Regions from separate parts of the Mus musculus genome. Here region 2 is linked to region 1. The links are chromatin loops, found by intact Hi-C in ENCODE. Cell type or tissue: left cerebral cortex. All regions are shown on one strand. Links, peaks and the distances in the headings refer to the core of each region. The heading gives the core; the rest is flanking DNA. Region 1 holds the start of Syt1 (synaptotagmin I). Region 2 overlaps Gm40757 (a long non-coding RNA gene).

The links. Peaks named below come from ENCODE experiments on the same cell type or tissue, not always from the same donor. Only the 100,000 strongest peaks of a DNase experiment are listed, where the experiment ranks them.
Region 2: it touches region 1 in a loop (7-fold over the local background); 2 of 42 quality-filtered maps call a loop at or near these places.

What each region holds. Positions count from the first base shown.
Region 1 is chr10:109,001,187-109,016,571 of GRCm38, forward strand. Syt1 (synaptotagmin I) reads right to left here and starts at 9,789. Exons shown (of 11, transcript NM_009306.3): 1 at 9,390-9,789. In left cerebral cortex, for the core only: a CTCF peak has its summit at 10,481; DNase peaks (open chromatin) are centred at 2,899, 4,491, 5,578, 7,370 and 4 more places; H3K4me3 peaks cover 7,694 bases; H3K27ac peaks cover 7,872 bases.
Region 2 is chr10:109,635,071-109,650,455 of GRCm38, forward strand. It overlaps Gm40757 (a long non-coding RNA gene), which reads left to right. Exons shown (of 3, transcript XR_872022.2): 3 at 6,944-7,066. Among named protein-coding and RNA genes, the nearest start is that of Gm40757, 45 kb to the left of the region's middle. In left cerebral cortex, for the core only: no CTCF peak of the experiment used is centred there; DNase peaks (open chromatin) are centred at 5,417, 6,304, 6,994, 8,000 and 3 more places; H3K27ac peaks cover 4,915 bases.

The DNA.
Region 1 (15,385 bases), core at 2,829-10,828:
TATTGCCACAGTGAACAGATGACTAAGAATTTACCCATGACATACTGCATCCTATAACCATGGGCAAGTTCCTTAAATGTTCCTTTCCATCATTCTCTTATTAAAAGATATGGACATATTATCAACCATATCAATGTTATTAAATAGGATTCAGAATTCAAACCATGTGGGAAAGTATTTGATATGTATGGAGAAATAAGACAGCGATGGCATTTTCCTCATCTAAGAGCCCCTACAAAGGTCTAGTCTATTCAAACAATTTTCCATTATTTCCATAATCCAACCTCAATGATAATTTCTATTTCCTTATATAAGAGAATCCATGATGCCAGTGATATTAATTCATATTGCAATGATCATGAGTTCTAGTGTTTCCTCCTAAATCTGGTCTTGAGGACAGAAGATGTCAGCAGAGAGACTTCACATGGGATTAATTTACAGTTAGGGTTTGGTTCTGATTTCTTGGGGAACATAGAAATAGGACTAGGAAGGGAAAGCACCAATAGGCTCAAGCGTTTCCTAACAGTGCTAGGTGAGGGGCAATGAGAAACTCTATCTGTGAGTGCCAAGGAGAGCAATGAGAGAGGGCATCAGGAAGCTATGGCCCAGCTAACGCTCCTACTATTCCAATCACGGTTCTTTGCATCCTTAAGGGTATCAGATACCTTAGAGCTATGGAATTTAGAAATAAGGAGGAAAATGGGATTCCTAATCTGACATCATCATAATACAGTGGTAACTAAAGGAAAACTGAGTTATGGCATAGGCTTTGAAATTCTTTTCAGTTTTTTTTTAATAGACTAAGAATGTGTGCTTGATTAATTTTTAAAAACGAACTTAATCCCCTCAAAATTAGCATAGCAGAAATAACAGAATATTAAAACATCCTCATCTTTTCAATAAGAAACAGACTTTGATTTAATGATTATAGATTTTGTTTGTTTGTGATCACCAAGAGCAAACTAAGTCTCTTATATAGGGAGGATTATGACACATTTGATTCTCATTATTAAGCACTAAGGCAATATAAATTAATAAACAAAAATATAAAAACATGCTAAGTATAATTGTAGCCACCCAAAGCAATCGCTTTTTATTTATTGCATCTGTAAAATGGAAAAATCTACTATAAAGATCTAATAGTGTAACACAAATATTTCCCTAATACAGAACTGTGTACCAATTAAGGTAAGAAGAAGGAATGCATTGCCAAGGGTAGCATGCAGAGCACTCCATGCTAAGTTATCACTTTTTGTTTTAGAGCGTAATTCTTCATTTTTCTCTGCAATCAGTTTGGGTCTAAAGATTATGCATAAGGAGGCCTAAATATGCAAATTATTAAAAATCAGTCAAGTCATGGCACATTCCACTAAGCATTGTCAATTATGTAAACAGATTAAGCACATGTTCATATATATATATATATATATATGCATACACATATGCATATATATGTTTTATGATGCTAATGTATACACATTACACGCTACATGTCTTGGTTGTTATAATGTACCCATGTTACATGACTTGGTTGTTGGAAAAACTGAACCAAGCTGGTAATGGAGATGATAGAATTAAGACAAAAAAGCCTTCTGGCTCCGCATCTCTAGGGACATATGTATGAAGTGTCAAAAAGAAAGAAAAGGTGTGTGTGGGGGGGGGGAATGATAAGGACAATGAAAAGAGAGAGCAGGAAGGAAAAGTTTGAGGGGGGAATTGGTCTTACAGGAAGGAAGAAGAAAGCAGAGAATTCACGGAGTAGTGACATAGCCAGAGAGCTGAAATAATAATATCGTCTACTCATGCAGTAAGCAGTAAAATGCTTCAATGGCTAAGTACAGGTAAAAAAGTCAGAATCCAGGAGAAATAAAAATGGTTCCTATGTGCTCAATATGTCCTTGATGACAGAATCTCAAAGGCATGGCAGGATTCATCTCCCTCCTTGTTCCTAGAGAAGTCAAGCTCTCTTCTACCATCAATATTTATTCTGTGTTTTTGAGGAGTTGCTCAGAAAGTATCTATGACTCCCTAGAGGGAAAAATCATCAAGATGACATAAAAAAAAATTAAACCTTAAAAAAAAAAGTGGTATAGTTTGGGCTTAGGGATATGCTGGTTTTCTTTTAAAATGTCACATTTTGATTGCTAGTCTTAGACATGTCTTGTAGTGATTTGCTTGACTTTTAAATTTTAACATAGTAATTTAAGCAAGACATTTAAAACAGATCCCTACAAGTTATGGCATGTGCGACTCATACAATGCCTGTATACAGAGAGGAAACTCACACGTTTTTATGCAGACAGCAGTCCTGCTTACATGTACATACTTTTAATCTAAAATCTGTGGTCTCATATTCTCAATATTTGTTAAAGTAGCATGGCGATGTGACTCTATTTATAGAAGAGATCCAAAATGTTCTAGAAATATGTTCTAATACCCAATGGCTGGCTTTATTCCTTCCTCAAATCTGATGAAAATGCCGGGGATTAGGCAGGAAGCCAGCCTGGTAAGCCAGGATCTGGCAGAAACACTATGTCAGAAACAAATTTCATCGCTTTGCTACCTAGCCTTTCTGGTGAGAAACTGTGTCAACTTTGCTTCTTAACAATGTTGCTAACTCAAAACCCAAAGTCTGGAGCTGTCTCACGGTGCCTGAATCCCTTGCTCTCCCACCTGGTCTTGCATCAAAGGCCATTAAACCATTTGTTTAAATAGCATTTCTGGATATGTCCCCCCCCCTCTCCCCCTTTCCTCAAAGATAAGCCACGAGGTAGTTCCTGTGCATCACCAACTTCACTGTATAGACTGTTGGAGGCCAGAACTGGGGAGAAATGACACTCAGTTTGCTCAAGAGTAGCAAACAATTCCTAATGCTCATTTCAGTTGTTATGCCCCGTTGCCCTGCTTCCTTGCTTGCTCATTGCCTGTGAAGTAAGTTGCATGCCCAGCTGCAGCTTCGTTTAAAAATATTTTCTAAGGATGCATCCTTAAAACAGCCTTGCTGTTCATGCTACTTCAACATAAACCCTAGGAATGCAGAAGAACAAGCATATATTACCACGTATCTATAAGCCAAAAGGGTGCAATGTTTTACCATTTAAAGGTCTTCACTACAGACATATTTGGGTTTGAGAAGGTAGGATTTGGAATTTGTTTCTGGGGCGGGGGCAAGGGTTGAGAGATGATTTCATGTAGCTCAGGCTAGCCTATTTAGCTAAGAATGGCATACGTCTTCTGATCCTCTTGCTTCAGTCTTCCAGCTACTGGGATTTCAGGTGTCTACCTCCATGCCTAACTTGGAACTCTTGTTTGGATAAGTCCTTCAGTATTATCCTCAGGTATTAAATAAAAATGCTCTAGCAACTCCTGGTTTAATGGCCTTGATGCTGGCTTACATAACCTGTGAAGAATTGAAAGAAATTCCTGAAGGAGAAGTTGTTTTATAAATGGCCTTCCACTTTATGTAAGCGACTGCACCGCACATCAAAGGGTTAATAGGAGTCTCCCACAGCTGTGTATGTTCTGAGTATTTCCATGTGTTTTTGCCTCCTTGTTGATGAAGGCATCTCAAAGTAGCAATTAATAAATGCAATTACCTGCTTCCTATCTAGGGTAGGCATGGGATCACAGGTAAGAAGGAAGAAATGAGCTTCAGGCAAAACAGGATGCTGTAATCTGCAGGGGCACCCAGGTAATTCATCAGAGGCTTGAAGTGGGGTTGTCTGATCCTTTCTCTGTTACCATGTCACTGAAATTATAGTCATGGTCAGGGAAAGTGAAGACAAAACACAGAGACAGTGGTTCTCATTTAAGCAATTCAGGGAAAGCATGTTTGACATTTAAAAAATCTTCAATTATATTTGTCTTCGAGTATGCAGTGCACATTTTATCCTTGATTAAGTAGCTGAATTGTTTAAGAGGGAAAATAAAATATTTAGTTCTCACAGAGAACAATATACAACGAGTTTCTCCCTATGGCAAAAATAATTATACAGATGCTGGACGTGTTAGAGTCATCCACTAAGCCATATTTCACAAATAATAGCAATAGGCTCACAAAGACAGTGAGGGCCCACTTCTGTACCCTACTAGATGGGATTTATCAGATATTTCCATCCAGAATTAAGTCAGTCCTGACAGAGGACCTTAGCTAAATGTCTTGTACATATCATTTGTGGTTTCAGTAGCATGCTGCTAACCTAGTGCATAGTAAGGAATGTTGTCTGACAGGGCTGCTAAGAAAGTTACTGAATTACATCTTTGGCAAATAATCTTGCCTGATTCTGATTTTGATTCTCTAAATAGCCATGCAGGACTTACAAAAGTGTCATCTCAGTGGTTACGGTATGAGGAATAAAGGGGGAGTTAAAGGCCATTCTCACTGCATGCAAAATTCTACATCTCTTGTTTAGCACAAACAGTTGAGAACTAGATGGTAATTTTTATCTTTGCCTGCGTCATAATTTTCTGGAGATCTGTTTTGGCATAGTGCCCCCCCCCCAGGCACCCAATCAGTACAACAACCGTGCTCTCTGCAGTTAAGACGGTTACAGAAATAATCACCACTCCCCCTTTATTCCTCATACCGTAACCACTGAGATGACACTTTTGTAAGTCCTGTGTGGCTATTTAGAGAATCAAAACCAAGTCAAAGAGAATTGGAACTGATCTCCGCAATTCAAACTTGAAGTAAAGATAAGTACAAAAATTACAGAGGTTGTTGTTTATGAGCTTTGAGTTTCACAGAGCGGTGGCCAGAAACTCATAACGGTATCAAAAATGTGCTTGTAACTCTAAATTAGTTTTTATCGTCTTTACTAAGTGTCTTAAGTATTGTTTTCAAATGAATGGAAACTGACTGTTATCTTAAAAGATCCCTTTGCTAAGAGTTTTGAAGGTTATATTTTGCAGTGCACAAACAAGACTTTCAGCATTATTATTTCTACAATGCAGCAATTTCTTTTTCTTATGCACTTTAAGGCATGTATGTCCAACATGCCTCAGGCTGCATAGGTCCCAGGACACACCTATGAATGCAGTCTAAAACACATTTATAGATAACAATGACATTTTACAATGGCGGACAGCCCTAATTTAGAATGAAAGCCTTCTGGATTGCGATATCATAACTTTAAGGAAGTGTATGTTCCCACTGATAATGGATTCACTTAAGTATGGTGCTATTTGTGTGCCAAGGTATCATTGCTTACTTTAGAGCCAATGGAATAACATCTCAAGACCTCTCTGTGAATCTAAGGGAGAAGAGCCATTCCCTTTTGCTGGGACAGATGAAAATTCTCTTGAGGAAATTGCACATGTAAAATGAAAAGGTCTGGATGAAGTTTATGTAACCAAATGAAAAATGTAAGTCCTTCCTTGAAGAATTTAGACGTGAAGATACCACTCTTTTTTCCCCACTCGAAAAAAAGCAATACTAGCCATGTCATCCAATTCCATAAAACGAAAAAAATGAATGAACATGTTACCTAGAAGCAAATGGTCACTGAAACATCTGAAAAGCCACTACAAACAGACGTTATCCTCGATTATGTCCGAATCAAACAACATTATGATGTCAACTTCTGCTAAGCGTATAGAGAGGAACATCTTCTTATACCGAGAAGTCATTCCATCCCTTCTTCCCCGGTCGTGGGAAACACATGCCAGTGAAAGTGAAGCTCTTGGAGCACATATATTTTGTCTCTAGGTATCATAGGCTTTCTACCCAAAGTCTCATTAACATATTGCTAAAATGTTGTTACCTTCCTTTGACTGGTACTAGAAAAGTGAGTACCCCAATTTTCCACCTACTATAAAATACTACCCATTACATTCTCATCATTTAAAAAATATTACATAATTTTAGGATATGTGTATAAGTATGAAAATTATATACATATATATATATATATACAAATTAAAATTATGTATTTATACTCATTTGTTTTATCCGTGTATAAATAGATTTGGCTAATTTTAATGAAAATAAAATTCAGCTAGGAATCATCTTGTATCTAATAAATTTTCAATGCAGATACATTCATGACTAATAAATCATCAAAATACTTAAAACACAAGTGGATCAGATATTTAATGAGAAAAAAATTACATTTTTGTAAAATGTTTGTAAAACTATAACTACATTATAATTTGGCATAACGTCCATGTTTCGCCTGGGTTACCCATACTATTAGATAAAATTCTCTATTATATAATCAAATAGTCTTATTGTGCTTTTCTTACCCCCCAAAACTGCATAATAATTACCATTAGGAAGATAAATACCATGTCACAAATTAAAATTAATAATAACCCTTCCCAGATGTTGCATAAACTGGGAAGCACGAGAACCAGGTTTGAGATTTAAATAAATTTCCTCCTTAAATCTAAATTCTTTCCCATAAGATGGCTATGAGAATCTGTTTTGGGGATATACTCTAAATTGATTTAATATAATGACATCAAAAGAGACTACTTGGTATTATTTCAATGTGTTATTAGACTATCAGGAAGTTCAAATTAACTTTCAGATTTCCAAGGCATTCCTCATTTTATTTATTTATCTCACAGCCCATTTTGCAAACAAAATTAAGACAAACTACCATTTCCTAGTTTTATTTTTGTTAGCATCACGTCTAGTATGCATATCTGAGAAAGGAAATAGCACGTTTTCTCCTTTTTAAAAAAACTGATTAGAACCACCTAATAATTTAACCAGCTAGGATAGCTAACACTGTCTATGTAGACACAAGGTTTGAAACTAATATTGGTTACTATCATGTGGTATTTCAGGACTAGGATTTCCCTTCTACAGTTGCAGCCTTCAGTTCTGATAAACATATCTTAAATTATAATTGTCATATCCACTCTTAAGCATTACTAAGACTTACTATACCATCATCTTAAAGGGGAAAGATTAGGAGTGTATAAAATTGTGAGCATAAATTTCCTGTATCATTTAAATTCATTTAAAGTCTTCAATCCGTTCATAACATCTTACAATTAGATATGACTTGCAGGACATGAAGGCTCAATTTTTTTCAGAAGTATATGAAAAAAATTTCACATTCATAAACATCTCTGTACACGCAGTTGATAGAATTAATATTTTACACAGAGTCATGCAAACAAATCCAAGCCCACGTTTTCACATCTCCCCGGTACAGTGCAAAAACACGCAAACAGAATCTTATTTTGTCCCCACGGGAAGCTACTTCTTTCCTTTATGTCTTTTCATGTCTAAACTTGTGAACTCAGCTGTACACACACATGAAGTAATTAAGTGATTATTCTTTTGTCCTTGTACCCAAAAAGTGTTCCCTCTGAAGTCATAGATCTCAGCAGAGACACTACATTTTCAAGTCATTTAGAGGTCTAGCTTTAGAAAAATCTCCTGTGTGCCTCTACACGAGTGGTATGAGTGTATACATATGGTGTATGTGTGTGGTGTGGGGAGTGTGCGTGTGTGTGTGTGTGTGTGTGTGTGTGTGCGCGCGCGCGTGTGCGCGCGCACGCTCACTTGCTTAGGTGCATGAAGTCTGCTAAGGTAGGTGAGATCAAGAATAGAAAACGGTTTTGAAAACAATGTACAATATTAATATTTATCAATATACAAGTCAATATCACTGATGCCACATGAAGTCGGTTCTTTCCTAAGTTTGTGTAGAAACTTACAAGTTAAAGGTGTGTGATTGAAAAGACCTACCTGCGGTACCCAGGCTGGTGTGGGAGTTGAGAGAGACTTAAAAAGGGAAGACCCCCTCTTCTTATCTCAAATGGGCATTTAGAAAAAAAAAACCTACGACTTGGCGTCTCTCCTGATACATCAGAAAGATTTATCTTGGAACCAGCATCTCCTGCTTTCGCTTTGCTCCTGCAGAACCCGGTTGCATTGCCCTCCTGTTACATAGAACTGGATATTTCCCTTCGCTACCGCCTCCCCCCCCCCCCCAGCTGATGGTAATCGCTTATCAGTCTCCGAGGAATAATAGGAAAACAAAGCTTAGATCAGAGATGATGGAATTAGAGATTGCAGAAGCTATTGTCAAGACTCTGTCTAACAAGTGCGATGTGCTTGACCTGTTTCTCTGACAGTTATGGAAGTTGTTTCAATGGCTCTCTTTTTTAACATGATGTGAGAAGAGAAATGTTTCCCCCTTAAGATCTTTCAAATGTGAGACTATCTTCCTCCCATTACTTTCTAAACTTTCCTCTAGTCCAAGAGGATCCTGTCAACTGAACCTACATCTACCTCCTGAAGGGAACACGAAAACTGAAGAAACATCAATTTTATATCTATTTAGTGTTTTCATATTAAAAGAGTGTGTTGAGACTTGAATTTAGTATCTAGACAGTGACATGTGGAGGCAGCCTTTAAAAAGATAAAAAAAAATGAAATCTCATGCACAAAAGCAGTTTTAACACAAAAGTTAAACTTCCTGTGTTTCACCAAAGGGTTAAGGTTAGGGAAGTGGACATCAACACGTCCACAGTCCACAGAGGCTAACCAGATTAGCAAGATCAAAGTAAAAGTCAAGTCTCCTGATAATTCTGGTGTCACTTGGAAAGGTTTTGAAACTTCCCATGTTATTACCCTCCCACTATAAAGGCTACCTGGGTAAATCTCGGGAGGGTGATGATCTAGTTTTAATTTTTACAAACTCAACAAGCCCTCAAAGTTCAGACAGTGACCCTGAGGTGCTATCCCAAACTGTCAGCCCCACAGGACAGATGCAAACAAGAAGATTCTGATAGCAGGCACAGGAGAGCAGCAGCAATTAAGCAGTTGAAAGTGGGTTGGAGTGTTGGGTTATTTTTGTTCCATTTGTAGCCTCTTGCAAGGAGGAGATGGATTCAAATTTGACACTTCCTTTCTGAGAGCAGAAGCTGGTCTCCTTGTCTACTCTCATTCAGTTTAATTCCCTGTGTGGTTTCATCCCTTCCTGGACTCATATTTTCACACGGGGTTGCAATCTATCCTCCCTCCAACAGAAAGAAATCTTTTTTCTCTTCTTCACTGCCCTTCTTCCCTGTAAGAAAGACAATCCTCCACCCCCCGTTGGGGGTGGGGGGCTGTACTGGCTTAGAATAGGAGGAGGGGGAGGAGAGAGGGGGCTGGGGGGTGGAGGACAGAGGAGAGAATGGAAGAAGCAAGAAGATGGGGGATGCCCAACATCAACTCCTGGTTCTGAATCACCAGCCCTGTGCAAAGTGCTTTCCCCGGAGATGCACTTGTGGTCTTGCATTTCTCACAATAGGCTTACGGGGGGATCCCTCCCTAGGTCTCCCATCGCCACAAATCAAGTGTACCTACGTCTCTTCGACAGATTGAAGCGCAGAGGTACCAAGGTACCACCGAGGTGGCCGCGCTGCCAGTGGGGCTGCCTTACCTGGAGCGAGGACCGACCGGGAGATGGTGCGAGTCTTGGTCCCCGCTGCTCTCACCGCGGACCGGTGCGAGGCACACGAGTACTCTCTCGCTGCCTCCGCTCTCAGAGGGGCAGCCTGCAACACAAAAGGGGTGTGTGGGTGTGGGTGTGGGTGAGGTTTTCTAGGGCCACCAGCTGGTCCCAGCTGGCCGCCCCCGCCCTGCACACACCCCTTCGGGGACCTGAGCCCCCTGTTGGGTGAGCAGGACCCTGGGGGCTTGCCCCGGTTACAGCCTCAAGTTGCCCACTGCTAACTGCGGATGCTGTCGCTGCAGGAGGAGGAGGAGGAAAGACACTGGGGGCTGAACTCGGTCAGAGCATCCCCACACTGCAGCTTCTCCAGGAATCCCTCCAGTGAGGAGGCGGCCGCCCATCATCTCCCGGCCCCGGCTCTTGATTGGTTCCAACCAAGGTACGCTGCTCAGAAGAGCCAATCAGAGAGCACTGATAATAGGTGGCTCCTCTCAGGCAACGGAGCCCAGCCCAGTACTGTTAGAGTCTCTCCATCCCCACAGCGGACAGGGACCTGAGGAGAGGGGTTTAGGAGAGTGGCGGGGGTGGGGTGAACTAAGAGGAGACCAGATCCCAAAGAGAAAACACTAAAAGATAATTTTCTAGACCCGGTGGGTAGACTCGGGAATGCCCTCAACCTGTTCAGTAAGCCATAAGCACTGGATAAGAAGCAAGCCTAATACAAAGCTTTTTTTTAACTTTCAATCAAAACCTGCCTTGATACTGAGCATGCCCAGATCTACACAGCATCCTAGGAGTTTCGATATGTGTGAGTTCTAGGTTGAAAAGGTGGGAGCTGGGACGCGAGAGAGGCAGAAGTTTGTCTTTGGCCATTTGACACCGCGGAGTTGTGGGGAAGCAGGACTACTGAGATAGAGGTGGTCCTTCTTGCTTTGGGAGACCAGTCACATCATTCCGTCTGAACTCGAGTGGGAAGCCAGGCTCCGATAATGTCAGGGCAGCTAGATGTCTAGAGACCGCCCAGGAAGGGTGTGGTGGACCAGAGCTGTATGCAAGGTCCATCCATAGGTGGGGCGGAGGAGCGAGGCTCCACCCAGCTGCAGCTGCTAGGCAATGGAGCGAGCGCCCAGGGAGTTTCCATGCAGCGACCAATAAGTTTGGAGACTTGGGTCAAGTGCGACCTTGCTAGGCACGCTTTTTCCACCTTCTTGGGCTTGTGCTCGCCCCCCCCCCCCCTGTCTCCGTCTCTCTTCACCCCTTGCCCGCCCGCACGGTGGGGGACTAAAGGGCTTTCTCCCTCCTCTTCCTAGCTGAACCCTTCTGCTCGGAAGTAAGAAGCTTTTCCCTCGTGAGAGCAGCCGTGACCTGATTGTCTCTAAGCTCCTGGGCAATTTATAGCTTGGTAATACCGAGAGATGCCAAACAGGGAGGCTGAGAGGCTTGGACGGGAGGGCAGGCTGGCTGGCCCTGGGGTGGAGTCTAGCTCCCAAGGGCAGGAGCCTTTTACTCCACAGGTGAAATGCTTTCTTGTCACTAACAGAGATTTTTTTTTTTCTTTCCCACTCGCTTGACCTTGCTCAGTGCCCTCAGAACCTCTTGTTTTGCTTGGAAATCTTAGCAGTTTTTGTAAAGTTGATCAATAGCCACAAATGAGCACTCCCCTAATTGGGCTCTTTATTTTCCTGACAGGATGATCCTGGCATCTCAGGTAAGGAAATAAATAGCGATCGCAATTCCCCAAACTCATCCACTTTGAACTGGAGTTTCATTAACACTGGTGTGCAAAGGTAACTGTAGAGAGAATTCAATTAACAGTAACACATTTCTTCAGGTTTGTAATTAAATCTCTTCTATTTATATAATGTTTAAGATTAAGATTCAGAATATATGCCCAAAGGTGGCCACTTTCACATAAATGTATCCTTCTGGGACATGAACCCTTTTGTTTTGGGCTTTGTTTGCATTATCAAGAATTTAGAATCAGAGGTAAACTAAGAAAATAATACACCTTCAACTTGTAACTTTATGTAATATGCACCTTCGGTTTTCCAAAAAAAGCCCCTAAACCTTATTTGAAAATAGTTTCATAGGTGAGAAGAGGAGATAACAGACATTGTAAGTTGATTTGAAATGTTTGGCCAAGGAGGGGAGAGGCCTGAAGAGAAGGGGGAGTGGAGTGGGTCAGAGTAAAAGCAGGTAGAAAAACTGAGTATTTGTCTTTATTCTCCAATGAAGATGAGTGCATGAGAGAAGCATTATAATATCCACCTAATGGAAATTTTTATTTTAAAAATATACATTGCTCTCTATTTAGTTTTTTTCCTAGTTTAAAAGCTACATATTTTTCCCAGTTACCAACAGCAACATGTAGAAAAAAGAAGAACACGTTAATGAATGGAATGGGAATATAGAATTTTTGAATTTCTGTTCCAAACCCTGGGTCTATCATCATTTTAGGCAATTTCGTTTTTTCTGTCCACATCATAGGCTACCCACAGTGTCCTTCAGTGGAAAGTATTCTAGGGGACATGGATATGTCAGAACTCCCCCACCCCACCCCTCAGTGTTTCTTGAAGAGGACAGCTGCCTATAATAAGAAATAGGCTTTGGGCATATTTCACTGTACTTAATTTTAGAATTAGTAGCATTTTTACTTATCAATATTAAGAAGATTATTTATATATACTGACTGGATACAAAGTAAGATTTTTTGTTGTTTTGTTTTGTTTTATTTTTGGGTTTTTTGTTTGTTTGTTTGTTTGTTTTGTTTTGGGACCAAAGTTTTTGATTCTCCTTTATATTTTCATATTGTTGTCAGCCATTTGGGAATTCATTCAAGACCTTGCCTGGTCCTATTTGGTTGGTACAGTATCAACATCATGTTTTTATAAGTGTGTGTGTGTGCCTGTCTGTCTGTGAAAGAACATATGCTTATGGAGGCCAAGGGATGACCGGGTTATTATCTTCAGGAAAACTTATTGTCTTTGGGAATGCCACCTGCCTTCTTTGACAGAGTCTCTTTGAGTTCTGTCTTAGTTGGAGTTTCATTGTTGTGAAGAAACATCATGATCAAGGCAGCTCTCATAAAGGAAAACATCTAATTGGGGCTGGGCTACAGTTTCAAAGGCTCAGTCCATTATCCGGAGCATGGCACCGTGTAGGCAGAAATACATTTTGATCTGAAGGCAACCAGCAGGAGACTGATTCTTCCACACTGGGTAGACCTTGAGAACTAGGAGCCCTCAAAGCCCACCTATGCAGTGACACACTTCTTCCAACAAGGCCATACCTATTCCAACAAGGCCACACCTCCTCATAGTGCCACTTCCCATGGGCCAAGCATATTCAAATCACCACAAATTGAAACTCAGCAATTAAGTTCTACTGGCTGGCCACTGAGCCTCACAGACCTTCTGCCTCTCTCTTCCCAGTGCTAAAATTACAAGTGCATGTAGCATTACACTTGGCTATTACATGGGAGCTAAGGACTGAACTCAGCTCCTCACACTTGTAAGAACTTGACTGAGCATCTTCTTAGTCCCAAGATATATTCTTATTGAAGACACTATGTATGAATTCTCATCTTCACATCACACCGTTGTTTGTTAAAAAGAAAGTTCAATAAATTTGACTCGTTCTTTTTCACTTTTACTAGCCTGCTTATAGCTACTTTCCTACTTAGGATTCCTATCTCTTTTACCATCAACCCAACTCCTTTCCTGAGTATATGGTATTGATTCGTTCCTTAATCACTTGTTATTTTCAGACCTGTGTTCTCCTTTGAATGTTTTGCTTCTATGCATAAACAAAGCCCTACTTTTATTAACTAAAAAAAAAATCTTTTTACACAACCCATGTCTCAATGTCAAAATTTCCTATTCCTTTATCATTGAACTTTTCTATTTCCTGTTTTAATGATTTCTTTGCCATTTTTTAGCTTACAAGATCAGAATAGAAACTAAACTGGACCGATTCACAGAGTACAGAGGTGTGTCTCATGGGAAGAGAGGGAATGAGGGAATTTGGAAACTAGAAATTCATTAGGCACAAACTCAGACAAGGATTTCTGTGGACCTCAGAAAATATTTGCATAAGAGAGATATAAATAAATTAACATTTTGGTGGAATATACATACATTGGGTGGATAGTACAGACATTTCTAGTTCATCAGAACTCTCACATGGATTTAAACCTTACATCCTTAATTGTTAAGCCAGTAATTTGGTAAAAATAGCATTACTCAGAGTTGTGAAAAATTAAAAGTAACCAACTCTTCAAACATATATTTCCTTTCACTTCGTTTTCTGCCATTGCTTCTTAAGATATAGCTCATCATTTTCCTAGAGTTTTTCTTTTTAAGACAGGGGATTGATTAGGCATTTGTTTTCTGGCCTGAGAATTTTGTAGAATCCCAACCTTAGAACTAATTGGCTGTGTGGCCTTGAAAGATATGCAAGAATTTCTCCAAGCCTTGGAGAGGCTTGTGTTGCTTATTTCTCATGTGTATATAATGTATGGGCAAAACACATACGTCTAGGGATTTTGCAAACATTAAGAAACACTGTTCAAAGAAGGTGCTAATTTCTACCACCTCACAGGGTAAGAAGGGCTACTAACTACTTTATTTTACCATTATATTGCTTATAGTGATTCTTCTATGTTCTTTTCTTCCCCCCCTCCCCCAACCCAAAGTTTCTGAGAGAAGATTTTCTGCTATCATTTCATTTACTTAAGCCAATATTGAGGAAGACACTTTGCCTAAGTTTGAAAAACTATGAGAGCTTTCTAATTGGAACTGACAAGATGGCTTGCATTGCTGAAGACTGAAGAGAGTCACACTGCTCTTGTAGAGGATCCAGGTCCTGGTCCCAACCCCAAAGTCAGGCAGCTCCCAGCTGCATATCACTTTAGTTCCAGGGGATTTGGAGCCCTCCTTTGGCCTCTATGAGTTCCTCCATGTGCAGGGTATACATACAGTTTAGCAGGCACACATGCATGTAAATAATAAAGATGTAAATAATAAGAGAAGAAAGGAAGGAAGGGAGAGAGGGAGGGAGGAAGGGAGGGAGGGAGGGAGGAAGGAAGGAAGGAAGGAAGGAAGGAAGGAAGGAAGGAAGAAAGGAAGAAAGGAAGAAAGGAAGAAAGGAAGAAAGGAAGAAAGGAAGAAAGGAAGGGGAAGGGGAAAGAAAGAAAGAAAGAAAGAAAGAAAGAAAGAAAGAAAGAAAGAAAGAAAGAAGAGAAAGCGTGTGTACAGTGCCAGCCTCCTGTCCCCCTGTGTTGTCTATAGGTTGTTCCCTTCCAGGAGATAAATTGCAACTGAATATATGGAGAAGATAAGCTTTATCATTTATGTTGTTAAAATTTAGTTTGAATTAATCTTCAAAACCAAGAAACATCTTATTCTAATGGCAAGATAATTGAAGAACACCATTTTCCCTGGAAAATGCTTTTAAAGACTACCATAGCAATCCATTTTGATTTCTCATCTTCTCTCTCTCTCTCTCTCTCTCTCTCTCTCTCTCTCTCTCTCTCTCTCTGTCTGTCTGTCTCTGTCTGTCTTTCTCTCTAAAAGTCATTTAGCCTGGCATCTCTACTCGTCCCGGCTCCTTCCTACCTCCCTACCATCTGGATCCAACCTGTCTCTGCCTTTCGTTAAAAAACAAACAGGCTTTTAAGGTAATATAATATAATATAATATAATATAATATAATATAATATAATATAATACAATAAGATAAAACAAAAATCTAACACCTCAGATTTTGATAAAACAAGCAAACAAAAGGAAAGGAACCCAAAAAGAAGACACAAGAATCTGAGACTCACTTATGCATACCCTTAGGAACCCAATAAAAGCATGAAACTGGAAGCCATAATGTATACATGCCGAGGTCCTGGTGCAAACCCATACATACCCTGTACATGTTGCCTCTGTCTCTGTAAGGCTTCTAAGGGATAATAATAAAATATAACACAATAAGTT
Region 2 (15,385 bases), core at 2,963-10,962, 630 kb after region 1:
AACTCCCAGAACCTATACTTGGTGGCAGTGCTGGATCTGCAACACTCTAGAACTGTCAGTCGTCAGTCACAGATAGGAGAAGCGCTCATAATGTGTGCCCTAGGGAGGTGTGGGCTATCGACAGAGACCAAGGAAGGGAAGTCATTGTCTTCAGCTGTGTAGCTCTTGGTGCACCTACCATGCTTCAGTGACTATTTCCATCCCCTTGCCTGTGTATTCAGTCCTCATTAAACTCAGTGGGAAACAAAATAAAGACTATGAATGTGAAAGAGCGACCTAGAAAGAAGAGAAGCAGGTTGGAATGGGGAAAAGGACAAGGTAGAGAGGGTGCTGTGAGGGTCATCAGAATGAATTCTATACGTGAATGAAATCATCAAAGACTAAATTTTATTTGAAAAGATCTTCCCTCCGATTTCTCTATTTTTTTTTTCTTCAATCCTTTGGGTTGTCTTGAAATAGCCTACAAATACTCATGGTCACATAAATATTGCTAGATATTTCCACAAAAGCTCCAAGTATTAAAGAATGACACATATTGGTATGTATGTATGGAATATGACTGCCAACAGTTCATGGGTTCTACCTCATTTGGCACAGCCTTGGTGGGGACAGACTGACATGGTTCCTGCCCCTGGTACAGGGCCAGCAGCCATGGGCCTTCAGAACTGTCAATGACTGCTATGGGCATAAGGCTTGTTTGTATACTAATGTAGATGTTTTACATTCCTCTTTTTAGGAATGTCCTTCCCATTAACATTTTTTTTAATTTTTCTTTTTTTTTCCATTTTTTATTAGGTATTTAGCTCATTTACATTTCCAATGCTATACCAAAAGTCCCCCATACCCACCCACCCCCACTCCCCTACCCACCCACTCCCCCTTTTTGGCCCTGGCGTTCCCCTGTACTGGGGCATATAAAGTTTGCGTGTCCAATGGGCCTCTCTTTCCAGTGATGGCCGACTAGGCCATCTTTTGATACATATGCAGCTAGAGTCAAGAGCTCCGGGGTACTGGTTAATTCATAATGTTGTTCCACCTATAGGGTTGCAGATCCCTTTAGCTCCTTGGGTACTTTCTCTAGCTCCTCCATTGGGAGCCCTGTGATCCATCCATTAGCTGACTGTGAGCATCCACTTCTGTGTTTGCTAGGCCCTGGCATAGTCTCACAAGAGACAGCTACATCTGGGTCCTTTTGATAAAATCTTGCTAGTATATGCAATGGTGCCAGTGTTTGGATGCTGATTATGGGGTGGATCCCTGGATATGGCAGTCTCTACATGGCCCATCCTTTCATCTCAGCTCCAAACTTTGTCTTTGTAACTCCTTCCATGGGTGTTTTGTTCCCAATTCTAAGGAGGGGCATAGTGTCCACACTTCAGTCTTCATTCTTTTTGAGTTTCATGTGTTTAGCAAATTGTATCTTATATCTTGGGTATCCTAGGTTTGGGGCTAATATCCACTTATCAGTGAGTACATATTGTGTGAGTTCCTTTGTGAATGTGTTACCTCACTCAGGATGATGCCCTCCAGGTCCATCCATTTGCCTAGGAATTTCATAAATTCATTCTTTTTAATAGCTGAGTAGTACTCCATTGTGCAGATGTATTTCCCATTAACATTTAAGACTCGATGATAATCAGAGACAGCATGAGTCTGGGAGGCAAAGGTATGACTCTGTCTCAGCAAAAATGGTAAATGCTGGGACTTTAGAACTCCGATTTCTTTTGCAATGTTAAAACAAAATGTGTGCTTGTTGTCTCTTTAAGCATAAAAGGGCTGGGAATCCCTGGAGGCTGATTTTTAGGATAATCAAGAAGAAACCTGAAGTAAATGATTGGATTGATCTGGAAAATTAAAGACTGGGCTAACGATCTGCAGGAGATGTGCCACCCAGAGAATGTTTTAGAATAGCAAGAGAGAACTGCTTGGAGAACGGTCTTAAGGAGAACAAAGAGAAAGAGCTGTCCAGAGATCTCTAGAGTAAGCAGATCAGAGGGTAAGAATGCAGAACAGAGAGAACGCAAGCTGGAAAGCCATCTCCAGAAGAGAGCATAGGCTGCCAGCTTAGACTCATGACTTGACTTTGAGTCATTTGTTTTTGCCGTTCCCACACACCCCTTCTTTTGGAACCCTTCTAAGCCTAGGCTGACCATTGGCGCCGTGAGGAAGTCCACTCGTGCACTTAGATAAGCTTAGCCAGAGGGGTAACTTACCCACAGACTCACTGCTGGCTAAAACTCCCAACCTCTTCTGAATTCAGGTAGTCTGACTTCACCGTCTACAGTCTTAACCCTCTTTTACTCACAGAATGAATTCTATATATGAATGAAATGGTCAAAAATTAAATTTTATTTGAGAAGGTTTTTCCTTTGTAAGCTTTAAGCAACATACGATTCACCTGGAAGGGTCCAAGAACTTGTTCCTAAAGAACTCTCAGGTGACGCCCATCAAACTGGTCCTCAGATTAGTCACTTGAAGGGACTGTTTGCGGCAAGGGGAAGATAGTTTGAAAACAAATCTTCCGCTAATGAGTTTGAAAACCAGAGAGACTTTATCAGGCCAGTGCAGTAATAATATTGCAACTTCAGAACAGCAGACTGGAAGGGACCTTTCACATGCACTAACTCTCTGAAACCCTTTACGAAATCGATGAGGTTTAGCACCTCGAGACATGATTTATAGAATGCTCCACGTATTCTTTACCTGTCAAAAGGCAGAGAAAAGAAATGCATTCTGTGGACGCTTTTCTCGCAAACATTCTACGGCGGAAAAGGGACGGGCGGGTGGATAATGGCCCTGTGTACTCAGCCATCTGCTGGGTTTAAGGGCTGAACTCTGTCTACCATTAGCTTGCAGGTTAAGAAGCAAGAGCGAGCCTTTAAGGCAGGGCTGCTTTCAGCTCTGTAAACAGGATGGCGTTTTTCTATGCGTCTTTCCACACAGTTTTGCTTAAAGTGAGGAGGTTAATTGAAGCGAACGCACAACTCTTACCCCGAGAGAGAGGGTAACAGGGAGCTGCTTCTAAAGGAATCCTGAGCACGACATTAGGCAGGTTCTCTGGGGCAGCCTAGCTGCAGAAAGACAGCTGCCTGAATTTAAGCACCAATTAAAGATTTTGCTGCCTTTAGACGCTTCCTTTCACAAGAACCTTCTGGTTGTGTACTTAGAAAGTTAGTCAACTGCATATTCTGCATACGATGAAAAAAAATACCGAGTCATTTATCACCGAAGTAAATATTGGACAAAGTATCTGTCAACTGAGTTTTCAACATAGGCTGGACTGAAAACCCTCATAGCATACCAATTGTCAGCTGCGTGTGCCCCTAAATGCCTAACATATCACCCTCTAGCAAAACATGAAAATGCAAAGGGTCACACCTTAAAAATATGCTTTTCTGGTACGCATTATCTGTTTTATATAGCCATATCATAGCCCGTAGAATTTCTTAGTAGTAAAACGTTCCTTCATATTTCTGCTATGTTTCTATTGGGAAAAATAAAACTGGGGGCAGTGAGCTGCCTTAGCAGTTAAAGATGCCTACTCTGCAAGCTTGAGGGCCCAAGATGGATTCCTGGACCTCATTTATCTTCGTTAGCGTTACTATAGCTACGATAAAGCAGCAAGACCTACCGAAAACAAGTTAGAGAGAAAAGCGTTTATCTAGCTTACGTTTCCGGATTGGTGTTCTTCACGGAAGGAAGTCAGGGCAGGAATCTGGAGGCAGGACCTGGCGCAGAAGCCATACGGGATGGTGCTTGTTGGCTTCCTCAGCCAACAACTGAGGACCTCCAGCGCAGTGCTGGCAGGGCCCACCATCAGCTGGGCCCTCCCACATCAGCCTCTAATTAAGAAAAGGCTCCATGGGTTTGTTTGCACTTGATCTTCCTGAGGCATTTTCTCAGTTTAGGTTCCCTCCTTTGAGATGACTCTAGCTTGTGTCCAGTTTACATAAAACTGGCCAGATCATTATGTAAAAGGGAGAAGGGAGAAGAGAGAAGAGATTCTGCAAAGATGTCCTCAGACCTTCACAGGGGCAACATGGCACATGTGTCCACACACAACAACAACAACAACAACAATATAAGGTTTTTTTTTAAATAACCTAACTTGGACAAGTCAGTAAAGATACAATAGATGCCTCTGATAGTCAAATACAAAGCAAAAATGAGAGAGATTTATAAATAAGGACATATTAATACATGGAATTTGATGTGACAATTCTAATATTGTCATTGTTTAAAAGTATTTCGAACTTCCAGCCCATAGCACTATAAGAAGATACATTTCTAATGTCTTTACTGTTTTAAAAAAATATAGTTTGGGGCTGGAGAGATGGCTCAGTGGCTGAGAGCATCAGCTGCTCTTCCAGAGGACCCAGGTTCAATTCCCAGCAACCACATTGTGGCTCACAACTGACTGTGATTCCTGTTACAGTGGATCAAGTCTATCTTCTGGTCATTGCAATCACCATGAATATACATAGTATAGAGATGAACATGCAGACAAAACACCTGTACACATAGATAAATAGATGACAGACAGAAGATAGGTGATAGATTATGATACACAGACAAATAAAAAATACATAGATACATAGATGATGGTAGACAGATTAGATAGATAGATAGATAGATAGATAGTAAGTACTTCAAATTTTGTTTTAGCTAATTGTTCATTATCAGGAAAGATCTATTGTTTTGGTGTCAAAATGTAGACATAGAAAGTGTTGGTAAACTGCTTTAATGAACTTTGAATATATATATATATACATATAAAGGTTCATGATGATGGTAAAGGTGTTTAATTCAGCTATGCACCAAAAACTTCTCAGACAAGGCTATTTTCTGCTTGACTCTCATACAACTCAGAATGTTCCCACGTGATTGCTCTCATAATCCAGTGGATTCTACTAAACTAAATCTGTTTTAATTTGTCCCCTGTTACTAAGCAGAAAAGCACTATTGGAAGCGGAGAAAAATACCTACTTATACATTACTTGTGCTTACAACTATGTCTGGATTGTCACCGAACTGCTCTTCAAGAAAACCTACTTCACAGTAAATACAAACTCACAGTGTGAGGCCACTGAACATCTATCTATCTGCCTGACTCGAAGAGCCCTGTAATATGCAGTGCAACATCTATGGGGCCTTCAGGAAGTGCTTTCTATATAAAGTTCAAAAGATTTCAAAGTAGACTGTGAGGTTCTCTTTGCCCCTAAAGAAACTGTTCAATTCATAGAAAGGAGCGGTGGGGGTGGGGGATGGAGACACAGTCATTTACTCAGTAAATTTCAAAAGCCATTGAACGTGTTTATGCGCCAGTGTAATGACAGTTTTAGAATTTTGGTTTCTTTAGAAAACACAGACATGATATAAGCATGTGTTTTTGTTTTAATCACAGGTGTGGGGAGTGGGGCGTGGGGCGCCGGGGCGCTTGAGACTGTTTGCAGCAGCTAACTCTGATTTGCCTTGTGCTCTGGCAGAAAGCATGGATCTGCCAACTGCAGATCGTATCTGGGATTGTGAGACATTTTGAATTCTGGCAACTTTTTAGAGGGCTTGGAAAGGCTAGAACTCTGAAAGGCAGGTTTGGTGGTTGTTGGACATTCAGGGGTGTTGGCTGTGGTTTGTTCGTAGTTGTGCTCAAAGAAGAAACAAAAGGAAAGAAATTAGATTCAGGGATCTCTCTCTCTCTCTCTCTCTCTCTCTCTCTCTCTCTCTCTCTCTCTCTCCCTCTCTCCCTCTCTCCCTCTCTCCCTCTCCCTCTCTCCATCCTAGACCCACCTTCCAATCCTATCTCATAACAAAGAGTGAAACAGAGGAGGGGGGATATGGGGGGGGTGTAAAGGTTGAAGAAAACAAGAAACCACTAAGTGGCAAAGATCAACTACAGCTACAAGCCTAGGGAAGAAATTATTAGCCTACAGTACGATTGGATGAAGGTACTTGATGTGTCAGAAAGGGAAGATGCTCTGAGAAACTGACTTTTCCTATGAAGCTAAGTCAGTCTGGACCGGCTAATGGATTGAATATGCTGGAAGAGAAAGAGGTCCTTCACTCAAGCGCAGCAAGAGATGCCTGTGAACTTGAAAACCCTGGGGAAAGATGCAGGAGAGCTAGCAGAGGAGTGTTTGTGAGGAGGGCAAAGCCAAGGAAACCTCAGGATGCTGGGATGCTGGGATGCTGGTCATGCAGAGCTCTGCAAGCAAACCCAAGGATTTCCTAAGAGCGCTGTAGGAGTGACTGAGGGTTTGAAACAGCATCACCAAGGACCTGTCTCTAAGAGACCCACTTCCGTGCTTTGCAGAGGAATCCTTAGAGGGCAGGCGTGAAAACAGACTACAAGGAGCCATTCTTTTTCCTTGTCAAACGAGAGAGGTCTCTCTGGACACCAAAGCACCTGCAGTGGAGGTGTTAATTTGCAGAGGCAAAAATAGATAAATTTACATGATAAGAAAGGAGGAGCTATCAAGGATTATTGCCAGATTTCTAGCGCCTAAATCCAGCCAGCTTCTTAATGTGGTGAAATGGGAAGATCCTTTGTGATCAAGCTGCTAAGATTTGGAGCAGAACAGCGTGGACGATGTCGATGGACCCAAAATCCCAGGACACTTTTGGCCACATGAACATGTGAGATTTTCACTTTAAATTCCACCTTTAAGACCTTGTCCCAAATATTGCACAATGCTAAATACTTCAAGGAATTTCTGTTTCCCATGTTAACAAGCAATCGGGATAAGTTTTACATCTAAAGTGGTTAGTACGAGGTCTGTGGCCAGTGAAGAATCTGTCTAACTTTGCTAGGACACCCGACATTTTCTACAGGTTTAAGGAAAGACAGCTAAACTTTTGCCTGCTTCTCAGTCTGTATGCAGATTCTGTTTCTGCACTGGGTTCCCCCGCCCCTAAAAATTTAACACTTATTTCCTCCCACCCACAGGACAAAATACCAAGTGCTTGTCTCTGATCAGCTATTGATTTTGTGCCATCTGTCACCTGGGATGCCTGAACTCGGTGATGCGGCATCTCTTAGCTTACATTTTCCTAGGCAACCGCAGCTTCCAAAGTGCTAGACACGGACCTGTTTATTCTCTGTCTGTCACTGTGAGTTGTTTATGATTTTTATTGTTTATAATTTACATCGGAATGAATTCACCGAGTCTAGTGGAAATTTGCATTCGAGCTGATAGGTTGAACAGACGGGTTTTAAACCCTTATTGTCCTCAATCGGGAGGGACTAATGGAGAAGTCAATCAATCCAAACGAACTGCTCAGTGCGACATCATTTCCTAAAGGCTTTCTTTACCTCCTTTTCACAAAGCTATTCCTTAAAGTTCTTGTTTGAGAGGGGGAAAAAAAAAGAGACGGTGACATAAAAAGAAATCTATGTGACTCTTTAGCTTGAACTGTGCTATTTATTAAGAAGTAGGTTATGTCCATAGATAATTCTTATAACACATCCTGGTCAAAGTATCAGGTTGCTTCAAAGTTATCATAAGAATCACAATTATACTTAGTTTTAAGAAGATGTAGCAATGAATGGATGAAACATCCATTATTATTCCATAAAATGCAATTTCCCCTTTCCCAAACCTTTGACTTTTCTCTGCTTACCCAATTCATCTAATTCATGCATATTCTAATGATGTTCCCTTTGTTTCCAAGGACCTGAAATGTATTCAGCCAAACTAAAAATGATAAGATGAGGTCACCATTATAATAAGAACCATACTAATTCATTGGGTACTTAAATGGAAAATATATCACTGCATCTGACCACAGCTCTGACAGGAAGTGGCCTTGAAAGCTAAGGCCACTTGGTCTTTTGTCACTTCCTAGAATCTACTTTTTATGCGTTTGATTTGGGCAACATGATTATGTAAGACACTCTAAGCAGCAACAAAGAAAAGAGAAAGAGACTCTGGCTCCAGGCTCACATGCTTTCATAGATTTGAAATCTCTTCAAGCCAGAAGCTGTCAACTGATTTTGAAAGGAAATAGTAGATGTTTCTCCATAGGTATGCTGCCGTGCACGGTTTCAATGAAAATTCAATGCACACAATGGCATGCTATCTAAACCATATTAACGCTCATTTATTCATTTATTCTTCTTCCAGTGAGCTTGTTCTGCCCAAATTAAACTTTACTCTTGGAACTGAAATATGTGTACATCAGAACCAAAGGCTGAACTCGCCATGGTCTGAATGTACCGTAGTCTCGGCTGCTCAGGGCAGATTTGGATTGACTGTGCCCAACTGTGGACAATTTGGCTTCCCTCAGCTGTTAGCATTGATCCACTCAGCTTGAAAGGAGGGACTCGGGTCACTTCTGTGTTCTCCACTTTTCCCACATTGCCTTCTCTCCTCGAAATTCTGTTCTCCCGTCTCCCCCTGGAAAGTTCTAGATTGTCAGTGCAAACCAACCACCATGAATAATACACTTAGATGATCAATCAGAAATGGGATAGGTAAATATGCAAGATCCAAAATTCAATTTGGCTCCCCCAAATTATATTTTGGAAGAATTTACAAATAAGCGAGGATTTAATTTGGAGGAGATAAAAATCCACAGGCTAGAAGCTGCAGACAGCTACATAGATGCAGAAGGAAGATGATTTTCTTGAGTTTTGGAACAATTCTGAATAAACAGCTCAGAGGAGATGGTTAGAAAATGTGGGCATGTTCTCAGTACTTCACAGATTTTTCACACCGCTCTGTCCAAGTGTGTATGTGGGTGGAGAATGACGCAGGAAGGGCTTCCTGTTCTGTGGAAACATCTAGTCTCTCCTCTGCCTTGCCTCTTTCTAATTTCCCCAATCCTTCTCTCCATCCTTTTTCTTTTTAGTCTCTTTCCTGCACCTTTCCTGTGTTTTCTCCCCCTAGGAAGTCCAGGCAACCTGCTCTGTAGGTTTTAGAGCTTTGATTAAGTCACTACCCAATGTTTTTGTTTTTGTTTTTTTTTAACATTACTTTTTATAGTGTATACCATTTGAAATCGCTGCTTTGAGGCTAGAGACAGTATAGGGAGTTCTCTTCAGCTTCTTCCTCTTAGTGCTTCATTGAGATAGAAATTTACTCCTAGAAACATGCTATAATAGAGTTCACCAGCACACAGAGCTGAGTGTGTTCCACATTATGCAACAGGCAAGGAAATGAATTCTGCCTTTCCTGAACTCTAGCTTTCGGGTGGCACATATTATACAGGAGCTTTGCTTCAGATTTGAATCTGCTCTGAATAGCCATTGCATACAAATTTGCATTGTGGTATACATAAACTTCACAACGCACTGAGGAACATGGAACACATAAATATTAGCTCTGATAATCAGGATGCCCATGGTGACCCAGTTACAAAAACTCCACAGTACAGCTTCTGCTACCTACAAAACAGTGTTAAGCAAATAACATTATTTTTCTGTTAAATACCAAGTATTTTGTCCCACCACTGGACCAGTTAAGTATTTCCCACATGGAAGAAAATAAACAAAAGACTATTTATCTAGACTATCCTTGTGGCTCTTCTCCAAAGTCCGTATCATGTATTTTGTGTGATGGACTGTGATGCTTACCCTCAGTCCTGCATCATTTGTTCTTTCTCCGAACAGAGACATCATCTTTCTAGTTTTTGTTTGTTTGTTTTGTAGATTGATATTATTTCCTTATTATTCATCATTTTCCAGCTAGGATAATCTAGACCTTATCAGATAATCTATTCAAGCCATTTGAGCTTATAGGCTAACTAGTGTGGATATGATAACTACATTTATGACCATCTGAAATGAATTTTCCCACTCATTTGGGCCCTTCTAAAGCCTATACATTGTTTTTATGCCTCACAGCCTTTTCCCCAAGGCATTGACATAATTTGACAGACATTTCATACCTCTCTCAGAAGCAAAGTTTCTTAAATAGTTTGCACTGATTGATATTATGGGAATCTGATGCAGAAGAGCTAATGTCTGAAAATATGCACATGCATGCATTGGTTTCACATCAATAGTTCACAGACATGTCAATCACCATTTAATTTCTGAGAGCACATTGAGAAACTTCAAAGTCAGCTGGTATTACCTAATGCACACCATCAAAAAGTGTGGGATTGAATCATGTAGATGAATTACACAGAAGTGTGAACAACATTCTGCTTGTTTTTATACTGTTAACCCAAGACAGTCGTGGGTTTGACCAATGTATATGTCTTTTTTCTTTTCTTGTATCAGCAGTTCAGGTGTCAACATGTATTTTAGGAGATCTTTTACAACTCTTAGCTCCCCAGTCCTGTCAACCATTTCCAAGTAAGTTCACTGATGATCTTTATCCTGTGAAACTTAAATTGAGAAAAAAAAAATCCTGCTTGTTGATCACAAGCTTACTAAACATCTCTTTTTCAATACAAATAAAGCCAAGTCTGTGACAATTTGCACCCATGGGAAAAAAGTTCCTATTTCACTTGTGGCAGCATAAAAGGATTAGCAAAACACGAACAAGGCTCCTGACAGAATTCCTGAGCAATAAGGATATAAATAGCTATTGTTCCCACAGGTGAGACCTAGTATTAGTATGAGTCAGTCATTCTCCAAAATAGAGTTCTTTCTACTTTACAGATACTTAAGAGATTCAAGAGTCCTGTTGATCTTAAGTGAAGGGGAACCTTAGACAACACTCCATATCTATAAAAACAATCCAAATGTAGGGTCTTTCTACTGTGTATTTCTACTAGCAAAGAGATCCATGTTCATCCATTGATCTATTTATATGTCTTTTCTTTCAACCTTTGCCAAATACTGACTTCTACAGAAATCTAATGATCTTGCCTGAATATATCCTATGCATTTCAAGTGTGTGAATGCATGCATGTGACTATGTCTGAGCCTGTGTGTCCATGTGTGATGCTGGGAAATAAACCCAGAGCCTTTTACATGCTATTTTATAGATGAAGATTGTTTTTAATCCTACAGATTCTTAGGTATTCTTTCAGAGACAAAAAGAGTAAAAGAAAGGATTACATAGTTCAAGGCACCCCACTCAGCATCCTCTCCAGCAATTGCATGGAACTGGGATGTATGAGGAGAGATAGGACATAAGAACTCTCAGTGGCTCTAACTTCCCATGTGGCTCTCATAGCAAGAACAACAGAGGATGAACAAAACAACTTCATAGGATATTTATGTCTTTATCTAATATTATTGATCTTTACAGATTTTATGTAAAATCGTGAGTCTCTTTAAGAACTTGCAGAGAAATCTTGATTATAATAATTCGAGGACCTACGTCAAGACTATAAGCCAAATGCTATGAAGACCATCACTACATTTGTAGGAGAAAACCATGGCAATGAGCAACACTGGGAGGAAAAGGTAGATCTTGGGTTTTGTTTGTTTGGTTTGTTTTTGCTTTTGTCTTATTTTGTTTGTATTGAACTACTTCATATCACTAGGAAGATACACTCTGAGATAAAGAAAATAGGGTGTTCTGGTTAAGGTAGACGGGAAGGGGTGTACTGATTACTCAACACATACAAGTTCAGAAAGAGGAATATGGTGTGGGTAGGAACTATTGAAGAGACTTTCTTCTTCACTGGGAATGCAGATATGGAACATAGAAAATACTGGGAGAGAAGATAGAAATCTGTGAACCAACAGCAAATATCTTAGAAAATGACTGGTTCACATGTAAAAATTTTCAAAGAAAAATGTGTAACAGGACTAATAAGATAAAGCACCACGTGTGGAGAAACTTCCACAAGTGGTGTAGGCACCGGTTCTGCCCCTGGAGAGACAGTGATAAGCAAGGTCGGGAAGAACTGGGAGAGGCTCGGGGAGTTGGGAAAGATGGAGACTTTGTTCTTTGATTTTCTTCTTGTAGTTAGTTTTGAGGTACGGTATTTTTGTTTTGTTTTGTTTTGTTTTTACATATTCCAGCATAGTCTTAAAATCACGGTCATGGGTGTCAACCTCCTCAATGCTGGAATTACAGGTGCTCAGCATCCCCCACACAGCTTAGAATGAATTCCTTGATGAAATGATTGATCCACTTTGAAACTATTGAATACAAGAGAGTGGAAGAAATGAAGGGAGATGGTGCAGACATCTTGTTTCCAAGACTGGATTATCTATTGAGTGTTTTCTTATTTGGATGCCTCTGGTGTCGTTCTCAGTGGTCCTTCTATACATGGTCATGGGTGCCCAACAGATGGCAAGGGGCAGAAGGAGGAGGAGGAGGAGGAGATTTGAAAACAAGAAGACTAATCCTCTTGTGTGTATTTTCTCTTTTACCACAGCTCCTGAAGTATGATGACAGAAAATGAGGCATGTAAAATATAATAGTGACTACAACATTAATTGCTTTAGTTTGTATCTGCATGTAGACATGTATTTTTGCCATATATATATATATATATATATAACCTATATGTTATGTATTATATGTTATGTGTTACATAGTACATATTTATTACACATTACATAGTACATACATTGCCTTTCTCTATATAATTATATATGTATTACATTTTGCCATATATATGTATATATGTATATTAAGTAATATATTTTACTTGTTTAATATATATATATATATGTATATATATATATATTAAAGGTTCCTTTATGTGGCGGTATATACCTATATCATATTTGTATTATGTTGCAGCATGCACTGAACAGAAATTGGTTAGAAAAAAAAATGAATGAGCCATTTGAACACTCAAAAGAACTAAGACCACCAGTTCTGCATCCCAGGGATAGTGCATTATTGCTTTTAAAACAAACCGTTTTTTTAAAAAAATAATCTAAAATTTGAAACAATGAAAAGGTGCTGAGCCTTAGCTCATCTTGTGGTCTCTGAGTGAAGCCCTCTGACAGCCCCAGCAGAGGAGGCACTGGGACACACAGGACACTCTGGCGAGCAGCAGAGGTCTGGAAATGGCCACTCTTGACAGCACTTTTCCCACCCAGGCTCTCAAACCCTAATGTGTTTTTCCACTTATCTGTCATCTTACAAGAAAAGAAACATTTTTCCCTGTGTAACTACCCACAGGCACTTATTTAATGTTATTACTGCTCTCTGCACTGCTCCCAAGCAAATCTCCTCTGAGCCTACTTTGATTAATAATAGGGTCTGCACTTGTTTGATTCCGAAGCCTGAATCACTGGAGCTGCAGTGGGGGCCGGCACAGCTTCTGTTGGCAGGACATCTCTCAAAGGTGCCAGGGAGCACGCGGGCATCAGGGAGCACGACACTTGGCATGATGAGAAAAGAGATCTTGTGTATGTATGGTTGCAGAAAAGAAGGGAAGGGAACATATCCCAGAACAAAACAGGCCAGAACTGAGTTCTTAAAAGAAAAGATCCAAAGGACAAATGTGGACCAGAGTAGCCAACAAAAGGGGCCATAAGCACTTTCTCTCCTTGTACTCATTCCTCTATAGGTTTTTGGGTTTTTTTTTTCCTTTAAAGACTAAGAAAATGCAACGGGAATGTTCCTAGTTAAGCTTATAATCCAAACATCTGCTTCTTTGCCATGTCCAGTAGCTACAGCTGGCCACAGTGATTGCATCCAAAATACTTGCATGAACTTGGCTTGAATTTGCTAAATATTGTATGATTATTTGAGTAAAGATATGGCAGGCAAGTTTATACTTCATTAGTTTTTCTACCCCATGCCACATCCTACTCCTGAACTCTTCTGCCTCCTCCCCCCCCCCCAGTTATCCCCAAGATTTAGCCTCAGGGGTCTTAAGTGGCCATATTTCCTCCATCCCAAGGCTATGCATAGTTCATAGTTCACTTTATCATTTGGGGATCAGAGGTGGAAAGGTTTATTAACCCATTTGCACAGCAAGAAAATTCTTATATTGTCTCCTAGGTACTCTTGATGCTAAAACTTCTCAGGATTTTCTATTTAAACCTACTAGACATCTAGCTTTGTAGCCTGCTATTTCCTGCCTTCCTCCACAGACTAACCGCATATGCTGGTAGCTCCCACCAAAGTTTCAGATCATTTCAGCTGCAGAGCGTTAGCTAGTCCTTTGTTTGATCATAAACCATCTGTTCATATGCCCAAGGGGCTTCATTCTCATATTTATGACCAAACATGACTCTTCTCTCCCTAGGAGAAATTCTGTGCCAGCTCTTAAAGTCATATATTTTTTCCTCCTTCTGCTACTTTGCAATAGAGCTTATATGCTTGGCCCTTCATGCAGGAAATTGTGTGTTTATGTTGTTACATTCTCATGGAAAAACAAAACTGTGAAGACATCAAGATTTACTGGTTTACTTCAGGGCTTCTGGCCCCAAAGGATTCATCCCAATCTCTCCTGTCCTTGAACTCTTATTCCCTACAGAAGTCCCAACAAAATGGATAAAGGGGAGGGGCAGTGGAAAAATTTCAGTTCAGAGCTGTAGGTATCCACTCCCACGCCCTACCACAACTCAACATATTTCACCAATAAAACAAATCAAAACCATGAAGTCGTTTCTTCCTGCTCTTGGCTTACCCATTCATTTCAGAGTATTTGAAACTTCAATACTCTTCAGTTCCTATCTGAAACATGGTCTTTTTCACACTCCCTGTGTAAAGGTATTTGTTCAGTGTGTTATATAGAGAATAATATTCTCTCCCCATTCACTAATGAGGCTGACATTGCCTCATTTAACAAACTCTGTTTTGCCAAAACAGAAACTGGCAAAAGTCTGACATTCATGTGACTAAAGATGGACCAAGCATAGAATCAGAGAGGTGGGGGAGAGAGCAGAGAGGGTTGCAGTTTTACATTCGGTGGGCAACCACCCAACCCTTTAAGCAAATATGGCTGCTTTTAATTTTCTTCCTGTTTCTGCTTTAATGAATGGTGAGAAGCTCGTTGGCTTCAAACAACAAACTTTTACTCCCTTAGAGTTCCATATTGTATCCCAGAATCCTGGAGAGTTTCATTGAGAGTCTTTGTAGGAGGAGGTCAGGCTGTCCTTGCTCGGGAGAACTTTAGGAGACTGACATTTTTAAGGGAGCTACCTGCCTTGACTCCTGGCCCCTCCCTCCCTTTCTAAAGAGCCAGGATAGGATGTGCCTGTCGGGTCACATGACCGTCTTCTGCATCAAATCTCCCCCTTCCTTCCTCTCTAAGGAGCACGAATGGCTGTACTTGGAGCCCACCTGGAAAATTTCTGAAACTTCCCTTGTCTCAGGATCTTCACTTAGTGACATCCTGCAGTGTCTTTTATTTTATTAAGTAACATTCACAGGTTCCAATGACTGGAACCTGGATGTGTTCAAAGGCCGCAGTTGAGCCTAAAGGAACACGCGGTGCAGATGTATCTCTGTGTAGAATGATATTCCATATTCATGAAATGGCAGCTTCAGCAGTCCTGGGACAAGTGAGAAAG